2 separate regions of the Mus musculus genome follow, and region 1 is linked to region 2. The links are chromatin loops, found by intact Hi-C in ENCODE. Cell type or tissue: heart. All regions are shown on one strand. Links, peaks and the distances in the headings refer to the core of each region. The heading gives the core; the rest is flanking DNA.

The links. Peaks named below come from ENCODE experiments on the same cell type or tissue, not always from the same donor. Only the 100,000 strongest peaks of a DNase experiment are listed, where the experiment ranks them.
Region 1: it touches region 2 in a loop (4-fold over the local background); 14 of 42 quality-filtered maps call a loop at or near these places.

The regions. Positions count from the first base shown.
Region 1 is chr17:36,184,223-36,189,553 of GRCm38, reverse strand. It overlaps H2-T3 (histocompatibility 2, T region locus 3), which reads left to right. Exons shown (of 6, transcript NM_008208.4): 3 at 102-377; 4 at 2,028-2,303; 5 at 2,436-2,549; 6 at 2,844-3,983. The coding sequence ends at 2,983. Among named protein-coding and RNA genes, the nearest start is that of H2-T3, 3.3 kb to the left of the region's middle. In heart, for the core only: no CTCF peak of the experiment used is centred there; no DNase peak of the experiment used is centred there; H3K27me3 peaks cover 3,882 bases.
Region 2 is chr17:36,080,794-36,086,168 of GRCm38, reverse strand. It overlaps the pseudogene H2-Bl. Among named protein-coding and RNA genes, the nearest start is that of Gm11127, 25 kb to the right of the region's middle. In heart, for the core only: no CTCF peak of the experiment used is centred there; DNase peaks (open chromatin) are centred at 2,608 and 2,768; H3K4me3 peaks cover 1,360 bases; H3K27ac peaks cover 572 bases; H3K27me3 peaks cover 3,311 bases.

The DNA of each region.
Region 1 (5,331 bases), core at 1-5,000, 100 kb before region 2:
TTATGCAAGCCACCTAATCATGGGGTGCAAAAGGGACCGGTTTCCCTTTCAGTTTGGAGAATTCCTAGGGTGGGCGGGCCTGACTAGGAGAGGGGGGCCAGGCTCTCACACCATCCAGGTGATGTATGGCTGTGAGGTGGAGTTCTTCGGGAGCCTCTTCCGCGCTTATGAGCAGCATGGCTATGATGGCCGCGATTACATTGCCCTCAATGAAGATCTGAAAACGTGGACAGCAGCAGACACGGCAGCAGAGATCACCAGAAGCAAGTGGGAGCAGGCTGGTTATACAGAGCTCCGTAGGACCTACTTGGAGGGCCCATGCAAGGATTCCCTGCTCAGATACCTGGAGAACAGAAAAAAGACACAGGAGTGCACAGGTGCGTGGCTGCAGACAACTCCATCTCCCTTTGCCTCTGTACTGGGTTCAGTCCAGAGAGAGCAGAAACTCACTAGGTGGGAAAACTCCCATCTCTTTTTCTTTTTTCTTTTTGTATTTTTGTTTGCTTGTTTGGTTGGTTTTTTTGTTTTTTAATTTTAAAAGGTGACAACAGAAAAATAACGTATGAAAATTACACAAACCAATGGCTATACACAGCTCAGTGAGCTTGTAAACAGTTAGAATCGCCACTTTGGACCAGTAGAGAACATGAATTTTACATATTTTCCATTAAATATACTCATGGCTATCCAACATCGACCCCAGGGGTGCAGGGCAGGGAGAGAGAGACAGAGACAGAGACTCACAGACACAGAGAGACAGAGGCAGAGGCAGAAAGAGATGGAGAGACAGAAACAGAGAATCAGTGGCAGAATTAGAAGTAGCTATCAATTATTCCCTGCCATTATCCATCGTGTACTTTACCTACATTTAGTCCTTGCTCATCTCCAAATATTAGCCTTTCCTGATTTCATTATGTCATGTTGCAAGTAACAACAGGTACATTTCTTAACAAGTATACGTTTTTTTGTTTCTTTTGTTTGTTCTTTTGTTTGTTTGTTTTGCTAAATTACCTCTATGAGCAAAAAAGACTGCAGTTTTACTTCCTGTTGTTGTTCTGAGATTGGGTGACTTCGTTTAATATTGTATATTCAAAGTTCATCAATTTTCCTAGATAATTGTGTGATTACATTGTGTAGTGCTCAACAGGATTCCACTTTATATATATACCACATTTTGTTAGTCACTTAAGTGAATAATGGGTTGCTTTACTGCAATAGCTAAGATGTCACACTCCATATCAAGGAAGAGAGTAGAGAGTGGACAGTTCTTTCTTTCTTTTTTTTTAAAGATTTATTTATTTATTTATTTATTATACATAAGTACGCTGTAGCTGTCTTCAGACACACCAGAAGAGGGTGTCAGGTCTCATTACAGGTGGTTGTGAGCCACCATATGGTTGAGGGAATTTGAACTCAGTACCTTCGAAGAGCAATCAGTGTCCTTACCCGTTGAGCCATCTCACCAGCCCTGGTAGTTCTTTGTTATTCCTGATCTTACCAGCAATACTGGGTGTCTCTTCATTTGACACAATGTTCCAGCCTCTTCAGTGTTCCTTTCTCTTCAATATGGGAAGGGGAGAGAACTCCTGTGTTTCTTGACTCTCTCAGAGACTGGCTCTCCCAAGGGAGCACCTTTGTCTCTGGACAGTTCAGAGTCTCTTCAGGATGAAAAGGGAGAAGAGAAGGTTCCTGAAAGAACAGAAAACATTTCCCATGAGTCTGCCGTCCTTTAGAGCCATGGCTTCTCTCAGGCCTTGTTCTCTGCCCACACCCAACCTCTGTGACGTGTGACGTCAGTGGTGCTGAATCTCTGCCCTACCCAGACAGAAGCAGACTTCCCTTTTTGCCTCCTGGGACACATAGCTCCTCCTGGGCACAAGTTCTGGAATTTTCAGAGCATTGTATGTAACCTACTGGGGAAATTTGACCCTTGTTCCAGTCATTTCCTTCCCAGGTGGCCTCACAGACACTTCTGGAGTCACCAGGAAAGATATTTGATGCCCAAACTTTCCAACTCTTCTCCTCAGATCCTCCAAAAACACACGTGACCCATCACCCCAGACCTGAAGGTTATGTCACCCTGAGATGCTGGGCCCTGCGCTTCTACCCTGCTGACATCACCCTGACCTGGCAGTTGAATGGGGAGGAATTGATTCAGGACACGGAGCTTGTGGAGACCAGGCCTGCAGGGGATGGAACCTTCCAGAAGTGGGCAGCTGTGGTGGTGCCGCTTGGGAAGGAGCAGAAATACACATGTCATGTGTACCATGAGGGGCTGCCTGAGCCTCTCACCCTGAGATGGGGTAAGGAGGGTGTGGGTGCAGAGCTGGGGTCAGGGAAAGCTGGAGCCTTCTGAAGACCCTCAGCTGGTCAGAGTTGGGAGTTGAGATCATGTTGCTCATTTTCCCCTCCTGTCCTTACCCTTCCCTTCCCAGAGCCTCCTCAGACCAGTATGCCCAACAGGACCACTGTTCGTGCTCTCCTTGGAGCTATGATCATCTTAGGTTTTATGAGCGGAAGTGTTATGATGTGGATGAGAAAGAACAATGGTATGGAAGAGTCTGTGGCTGGGTGCCTTATGATTGTAAACCAATACACATGCACTCTATGCAAAAGATTGCCTATCTCTGGGTCTGTTTGCAGACACTCACCTTACAATAAAAGACAGATTCATAATGGTAATGGGGGTTCTGCACAGGATTCTAAATGACCTCTCAGAGGTCAGAGGGCAAGGCTCATGCTAAACACTACAGATCTCCAGGCTGGCCTTGTTTCATCCCCTGCATATAATGTCCATGGCACAGAACTTCCTTGGTCTCTCATATCTTTTTTTTTTTAAACAGGTGGAAACGGAGACGATAACACTGCTGCATATCAGAATGAGAGGGAACACTTGTCCCTGAGCCCTCGGGCTGAATCTGAGGCACTCGGGGTGGAAGCTGGGATGAAGGATCTTCCTTCTGCCCCACCATTGGTCTCCTGACAATGTCTTGTTACTTCTTCTACTGCAGGCAAGGACAGCTTCTCTCTTGTCTCTGGATACTTGAAAAGGTGACACCTGGGAGCCTGGGATTGGGGCTGAGGCAAACTGGAAAGGACTGGGTCACTGGGCCTTTCCTATTTAAACCTTTGAACGAGAGGAAGGCCTTTGAGATGTTTTCACATTGACTGCCCTGACTCTTGTTCTTCATCTTGGGACAGCTGCCACATGGGACTGAGTCACTAGTTCTGACTTCTGAACAGTGGAATCACTTTGGGCAGCCGTGCCTGCCGTTTTATGCTTTTGACTATGCATACAATGGGAAAATCTGGAGAGCACAGCCTGCCCCTGCACACCAAGACTCAGACCCTACATTAGCTGTCATCCCTTGCACAGCCAACCTTCCTGGTCCTCAGGCATTGGGGGACATCTTCATCCTGTCAGCTCCACGCTGTCCTGGGCGTGTGTCTCCTCACACGGCACAGTGTGTCTACTCATTTCCACACTGAACATGAGAATCAGAATGTGGATGTCAGGCAGTGGTGGGCAGGCCATTAATCCTAGCACTTGGGAGGCAGAGGCAGGCAGATTTCTGAGTTCGAGGGCAGCCTGGTTTACAGAGTGAGTTCCAGGACAGACAGGGCTACACGGAGAAACTCTATCTTGGGGGGAAAAAAAAGACAGAAAGAAAAAAAAAAGAATCTGAATGTGGAGGCTGGAGAGAAGTCTCAGTGGTTAAGAGCACTGAGTTCTTTTCCTGAGGCCCTGAATTCAATCCCCAGCAACCACATGGTGGCTCACAACCATATGTAATAGCATGCAATGCCTTCTTCTGGTGTGTTGGAAGTCACCTACAGTGTACTCACCTACATGAAATAAATGAATCTTAAGAAAAGTATGAGTGTGAACTCCTTGACCTGAGCAGTTCACTTGTGGGTAAATTAAAGGATTGAGAATATCTGAGTATTGTGGAGGAAATAAATGGCAGCATGGAGGACCTTCCAGAATCTGTGTTTCTTGTGCTGAGTGTGTCAGGTGGGGCAGGAGTCCTCTGGCATCTGCTTGTGAATGGGGCTGTGCCAGGTGGAGCTCAGTCCATGTGAACGTCCCTGCTGGTCAGGTCATTCCTCAGCTATACCTCCTTGGTACTTGTCACTTAATAGAGTCACTGGATGACAGACTCTGATCATAGGAACACAGGCATGGCCTTAGCTTTCTCTTATGACCAGGACTATGAGCCCCTAAGACTGTACTAGGCCTGTAGTGCAGCTGAGAAACTGACATTACCAGTGAAGAAATTTCGGAAGAGTGGTGGTCAACACATTTAATCCCAACATTCAGGAGACAGACAAGAGAACCACTGATTTCCAGGCCATCCTGGACACTCAGGGTGACACAGAGAAACCCTGTCTCCAAACTGGGTACCTGGGAGCAGGGTATCCCTGTGTCCAGCCTGACCGTGCAGATGATTGGCAGGATGTAGATTTTGGGTTTTGGATTAGAAGAACGTTGCATGCATGAAGCAAGGCTTAAAGAGCCAAGCTAGTGGAGGCGTGGGAGGCTGAGCTGAGGGCAGGTTAACCTTTGTGGGCCACGGTAATGAAGTTTAAAATGGGAAGAATATCAGTAAAGTGGTTTGGAAACTCATTCTTGTATTGTTTTGGAGAAGACAGTGGCTGTTTTCTGTCCTTGAGCAAAAAGTCTGTCTAAAATTAAATCAGAGAGTTTTAGATTAAGGGCCTTGGCAGAGGAGAATTCAGGAGAGCCTAGTCTTGCCTGTGTTGCTTGCTTATTTATTAATGGCCACTCACATGCACCTGTGTGATGGAAATGAGCAGGGTACATAATGAAAATGCACAAAGTACAGTTTGAAGAGAAAAGAACCACTAAGTAGTGCTCAGAGGAATAACGTTTAAAGAAAATCTACTGCTAAGTGGAAGAAAGGGACAAGCCACACACAGCTATGCTTCCAAACTGTAAATGAAAATTAAAGAAAAGCTGAAACAGTGAAGAAAACCACCAAAACCACAAAACTGGTCAGGAGATAAATGAATGTGGGGGCCAGGTTCTAGATCCAGCAAGCAGCAGAACTTGGCAGCTTTATTCTGGCTTATGGAATCTCCCTACATTTGTGTGTCCAGAGTGTCCCTCCATAGAGGCCCAGAGAGGCCATTGAGCAAAGCTGGGAGAGTGAATGCTGGATTTCACTGGAGAACCCAAGATTGAGAGATGCCAGTCTTCCTGTATTCCCAAGGAGAGCTGCTATTATGTGTGAACCAGCCTGAAAGAGCTGAAAGAGCCAACACAGCTGACAGGAGCTGGAGGACTGAAGAGAGCTTTGGCAGCAGACA
Region 2 (5,375 bases), core at 276-5,275:
ATGACTGCATCTGAGGGCTGGTGAGATGGCTCAGCTGGTAAGAACACTGATTGCTCTTCCAAAGGTCCTGAGTTCAAATCCCAGCAACCACATGGTGGCTCAAAACCATCCATAAAGAGATCTGACTCCCTCTTCTGGAGTGTCTGAAGACAGCTACAGTGTACTTACATATAATAAATAAACAAACAAACAAACAAATCTTTAAAAAAAAAAAGAATGCATCTGCATTCCCCAGCTGCAGATGGCCCTGCAGAGCCTGGACAGTGAGGGAACAGCATGCTTTTTTTTGAACCTAGACAGCATCCAGCTTTCTTGGGTCCCCAACGATGTTGACACCACCACCACCCTAGACAACAGAAAGCCGTCTAAAGAGCACAGTAACCCCATTTATGCCTCACCAGTCACCTCTTTCTATTTTCTCACCTTATATAATAAATAAGAGGAAGGGATGTCTGTCAGCCAACAACCACCCACATTCCAGAACCAGCCTGCTTTCAGCCTCTCAGTGCCAGAAGCCACACCATCACCAGCCACCAAATGTGACACATTTTCACTATGGCCACAAGTTGCACACTGTTATCCAGCCCAGGTCTCCGCAGCCCCCTATTTTTTTCTCTTCCAGCCTGACTACCCACCCCCAAAATCTCTCACATGCACTCTGCTGTGGTGTGTGATCTTTGAAAATCTCATGGTTCTCTGATCCATGCAAGAACTGTAACAAGCCCACAGGGTCAGCCCTGAATGTTTCCCCAGCTGGGCAGGTGTCTGTTGGAGCAGGACCTGAGCTGCATGAAGTCTGAGCAAGAAGGGAAATTGTCAATGTCCAAAGAGTGGAAGAGCACTTCTTCTCATTTCTTTTTAATTTTATGTCTGTCTTTCTGTCTGTATATCTATAAACTACCTTCCTACCTAACTACATACCTACCTACCTCTCCTCAGTCTCTCCAAAATCAGATTACCCTGTTCTGAGGTAATAAACTGTCCCTATTTCTCTCCTCATCTCCTCCCTTGCCCTGACTTTATCAGTCTCTCCCATGGTTATATCAACAGCATCAACCAACAGGCAAGGAAGAGACAGGTCCTCAGGACTGAGGGGCAGGAATGGAGTTGGAACCCACTGGGCTCCCATTCCTTGCATTCCAACTGTTTTTCCATGGGGTTCCATCCACAGGGCAGGTCCCTGGCTCAGCTCAGGGGGAGGAACTCACACATCCTCCTCCCTCAGCTCTCACTGAGTGACCCTGCACCAGGAGGCTGTGCTGTTTGCATTTTGTCAACTCCACACCAGCTGAGACATATATAAGAAGAGGATCCTGAATTGAGAAATTGCTTCCATCCAGGATGCTTTTGAGAAAGTCTATAAGACATTTTTTAATTATTGTTAATGATCATTATGGAAAGGCTCAGCCCACTGGAGGTTGTCTTGGCTGGTGATCACGGATTGTATAAGAAAGCAGGCTGAGCAAGCCATGAGCTGCAATGCTATTATCACTGGTCCTCATGGTCTCTGCTTCAGTTCCTTGAGAATCCTCTCTCAAGGTCCTGCCCTGAATCTCTTCAATGGTAGACTGTGATGTGGAAGTGTAAACTGAAAGAAACTCTTTCTTTTTCAAGTTGCTTTTGGTCATGGGGTTTTATCACAGCAATGGAAACCCTCACTAAGACACAGGTGCACAAGGGCTTCACTCTGCTCCCTGCAGACACCACCCTCTCCTGCAGTTCAGCTCCTGCCCCTCCCTTGCCCTGGAGCAGCACCACTTTATAGCTCCTGGGGATCTGATGCCCTCTCTGACCTCCTGAGGTAGCAGGAATTATCTGGCAGGTCTCATCTCCATTGGGTGGCAGGATCCTGGGGAAGGAACCAACCAGCTCCTCATTGGCGGGTGCAAGTTATAAAGTCCATGCAGCCCTAGGGCCTCAGATGCCCTGTATTCCAAATGGGGCAATGGCGCAGCGAACGCTGTTCCTGCTGCTGGCGGCCGCCCTGACTATGATCGAGACTCGCGCGGGTGAGTGGTCGGGAGGGAAACGACCTCTGCGGGGAAGGGCGGGGACGGCACCGTGGAAACCGCGTCCCTGAGTCGCCCACCTCCGCCCCTTCTACACCCGCATCCCGAGCCCCTCACCCTGCTCCCCTTCCTGGCCTGCGCACCCGCCCGAGGTCCCGGGAGGAGGTCGGGGTCTCATCGCGCGCCGCCCCCAGGCCCACACTCGATGCGATATTTCGAGACCGCAGTGTTCCGGCCCGGCCTCGGGGAGCCCCGGTTCATCTCTGTCGGCTACGTGGACAACACGCAGTTCGTGAGCTTCGACAGCGATGCGGAGAATCCGAGATCTGAGCCGCGGGCGCCGTGGATGGAACAGGAGGGACCGGAGTATTGGGAGCGGGAAACACAGATCGCCAAGGACAATGAGCAGAGTTTCGGATGGAGCCTGAGGAACCTGATCCACTACTACAACCAGAGCAAGGGCGGTGAGTGACCCCGGGTCGAAGGTCACGACCTCGCCACGTCCCGAGACAGGGGCCGGAGATGTCTCAGGTCCCAAGTCCTAGGTTCTGAAGCAGAACCTACCCAGGACTGGTTACCCTTTCACTTTTGAGAAGTCCGCGGGTGGGCGGGGCCGGGGCGGTGGGCGGGGCTGACCGTGGGATCCTGCAGGCTTTCACACATTCCAGCGGTTGTCTGGCTGTGACATGGGGTTGGACGGGCGCCTCCTCCGCGGGTACCTGCAGTTCGCTTATGATGGCCGCGATTACATCACCCTGAACGAAGACCTGAAAACGTGGATGGCGGCGGATCTGGTAGCGCTGATCACCCGACGCAAGTGGGAGCAGGCTGGTGCTGCAGAGCTATACAAGTTCTACCTGGAGGCCGAGTGCGTGGAGTGGCTCCGCAGATACCTGCAGCTCGGGAAGGAGACGCTGCTGCGCACAGGTGCAGGGGCCGCGGGCAGCTCCTCCCTCTGCCCTCGGGCTGGGGCTCAGTCCTGGGGAAGAAGAAACCCTCAGCTGGGGTGATGCCCCTGTCTCAGAGGGGAGAGAGTGTCCCTGGGTCTCCTGATTCCTCATCACAGTGACTGCACTGAGTCTGCCAAGGCTCAGCCTTCTCCCTGGACAGTGCCCAGGCTGTCTCAGGAGGGAAGGAGAGAATTTCTCTGAGGTAACAACAGCTGCTCCCTTCAGTTCCCCTGTAGCCTCTGTCAGCCATGGCCTCTCCCAGGCTGAGTTCTCTGCCCACACCCACTGTGTGTGGACACTGACTCCTGTCCTGCTGAGTGTGTCAACCCTTACACCTCAGGACCGGAAGTCGCCTTACCTGATTGGAAACATGGACTCCCCTACACTAGGCTGGTTGCCCCAGTTTCTAGAATTTTCAAAGAATACATTCTCCCAGATCTCTCGCTGTCTGTAACCCAATTCTTTCTATTCCTACAGTGCTGAATGGTCACATGGGCCCTTATGGGCTACCCTGGAGGAATATAAATTGTGGAATTCCTTTTTCTTTCTTCTCTCTTTTCTTTTTCTTCTTTCTTTTTTCTTTAATTTTTTTTTTGAAGACCTTATTTTGCTTCTAGTCAGTTTTTGTCTGCACTGGAGTGATCCTGTTTCTCCCTGCCCTCCTATTATCATTTGTATCAGACTCCACAGGTGCCAGGGGAGGCTGCTAACCTGGATAATTACACAAGATAAGTCAGGGTTCTCATTAAAAGAGCGGTTCTTGTGAGTTTACACTGTGTCCTGTCAGACCTAAACATGCAGAAGCCCCCTGCTCTCCCTCTGTCCCACAAGTTACAGTGCCCCCCCCCCCCCCAGTGAATCAGGACTTGGACTCTGAGAGACAGGGTCTTCTGCAATCCAGGGCTGAGTGAGAGGGAAGACCACACACCCTGTGAGCCCACTGTGTTCCAGTGAGTGCTGCACTAGGGTCCACAGCTCACTCCAGGGATCCTGTGTGACACACCTGTACTTTGTCCCCCAGAGGCAGGGACTGGGAGTCATTTTCTCTGGCTACACACTTTGTGATGGCTGTTCACTTGGACTGACAGTTAATGTTGGTCTGCAAGATGACCACAGTGGTAGTCTCAGTGGTGGCATCCTTCCAGTAGCATATGGCCCTAATTTCTGATTTTGATATGAACTTAAACACATATTAAATTACTTTTTTACCATTCCCTCTTCCATTCTTTGACTACCTCACTTATGCTATTGAACATCACATAAGGATGACCATGTTGACCCACTGGCTCATGTGAATTCCATCTTGGCTTCTGAGTCTCAAAAGAAAATGTGTATTTCTGTGGTGAGGGGACCAGCTCTACTTGCAGGTCACTAGTGCAGTGACAGTTGTAGTGTCAAACAGACACATAGTTCGGTGTCATCATTGATTTAACTGAGTCTTGTGTAGATTTCAGTGTGTCTTGTTAATTGTGTGATTTTTTTTAAAGATTTATTTATTTATTATATGTAAGTACATTGTAGCTGTCTTCAGACACTCCAGAAGAGGGAGTCAGATCTCGTTACGGATGGTTGTGAGCCACCATGTCGTTGCTGAGATTTGAACTCTGGACCTTCGGAAGAGCAGTCGGGTGCTCTTACCCACTGAATCATCTCACCAGCCCAATTGTGTGATTTCTTAAATCTTCCACACAGATCCCCCAAAGGCACATGTGACCCATCATCCCAGACCTGCAGGTGATGTCACCCTGAGGTGCTGGGCCCTGGGCTTCTACCCTGCTGACATCACCCTGACCTGGCAGTTGAATGGGGAGGAGCTGACTCAGGACATGGAGCTTGTGGAGACCAGGCCTGCAGGGGATGGAACCTTCTAGAAGTGGGCAGCTGTGGTGGTGCCTCTTGGGAAGGAGCAGAATTACACATGCCATGTGTACCATGAGGGGCTGCCTGAGCCCCTCACCCTGAGATGGGGTAAGGAGGGTGTGAGTGCAGAGCTGGGGTCAGGGAAAGCTGGAGCCTTCTGCAGACCCTGAGTTTGTCATGGCTCAGAGCTGGGATCATAACCCCCACTTCATTTCCTGTACTTGTCCTTCCCAGAGCCTCCTCCATCCACCGGCTCCAACATGGTAAACATAGCTGTTCTGGTTGTCCTTGGAGCTGTGATCATCATTGAAGCTATGGTGGCTTTTGTGTTGAAGAGCAGCAGAAAAATAGGTAGGAAAGGGCAGGGTCTGAGTTTTCTCTCTGTCCTCTTTAAAAGTGTAGTGGGCTCATTAATAGGAAACAAATCCACACCCCACATTGCTACTGTCTCCACCTGGGTCCTCTGTCAGTTCTGGGAACTTCCTAGGGTCAAGATTTTCCTTGAACTCTTACAGTTTTTCTTCTCACAGGTAGAAAAGGAGGGGACTATGTTCCA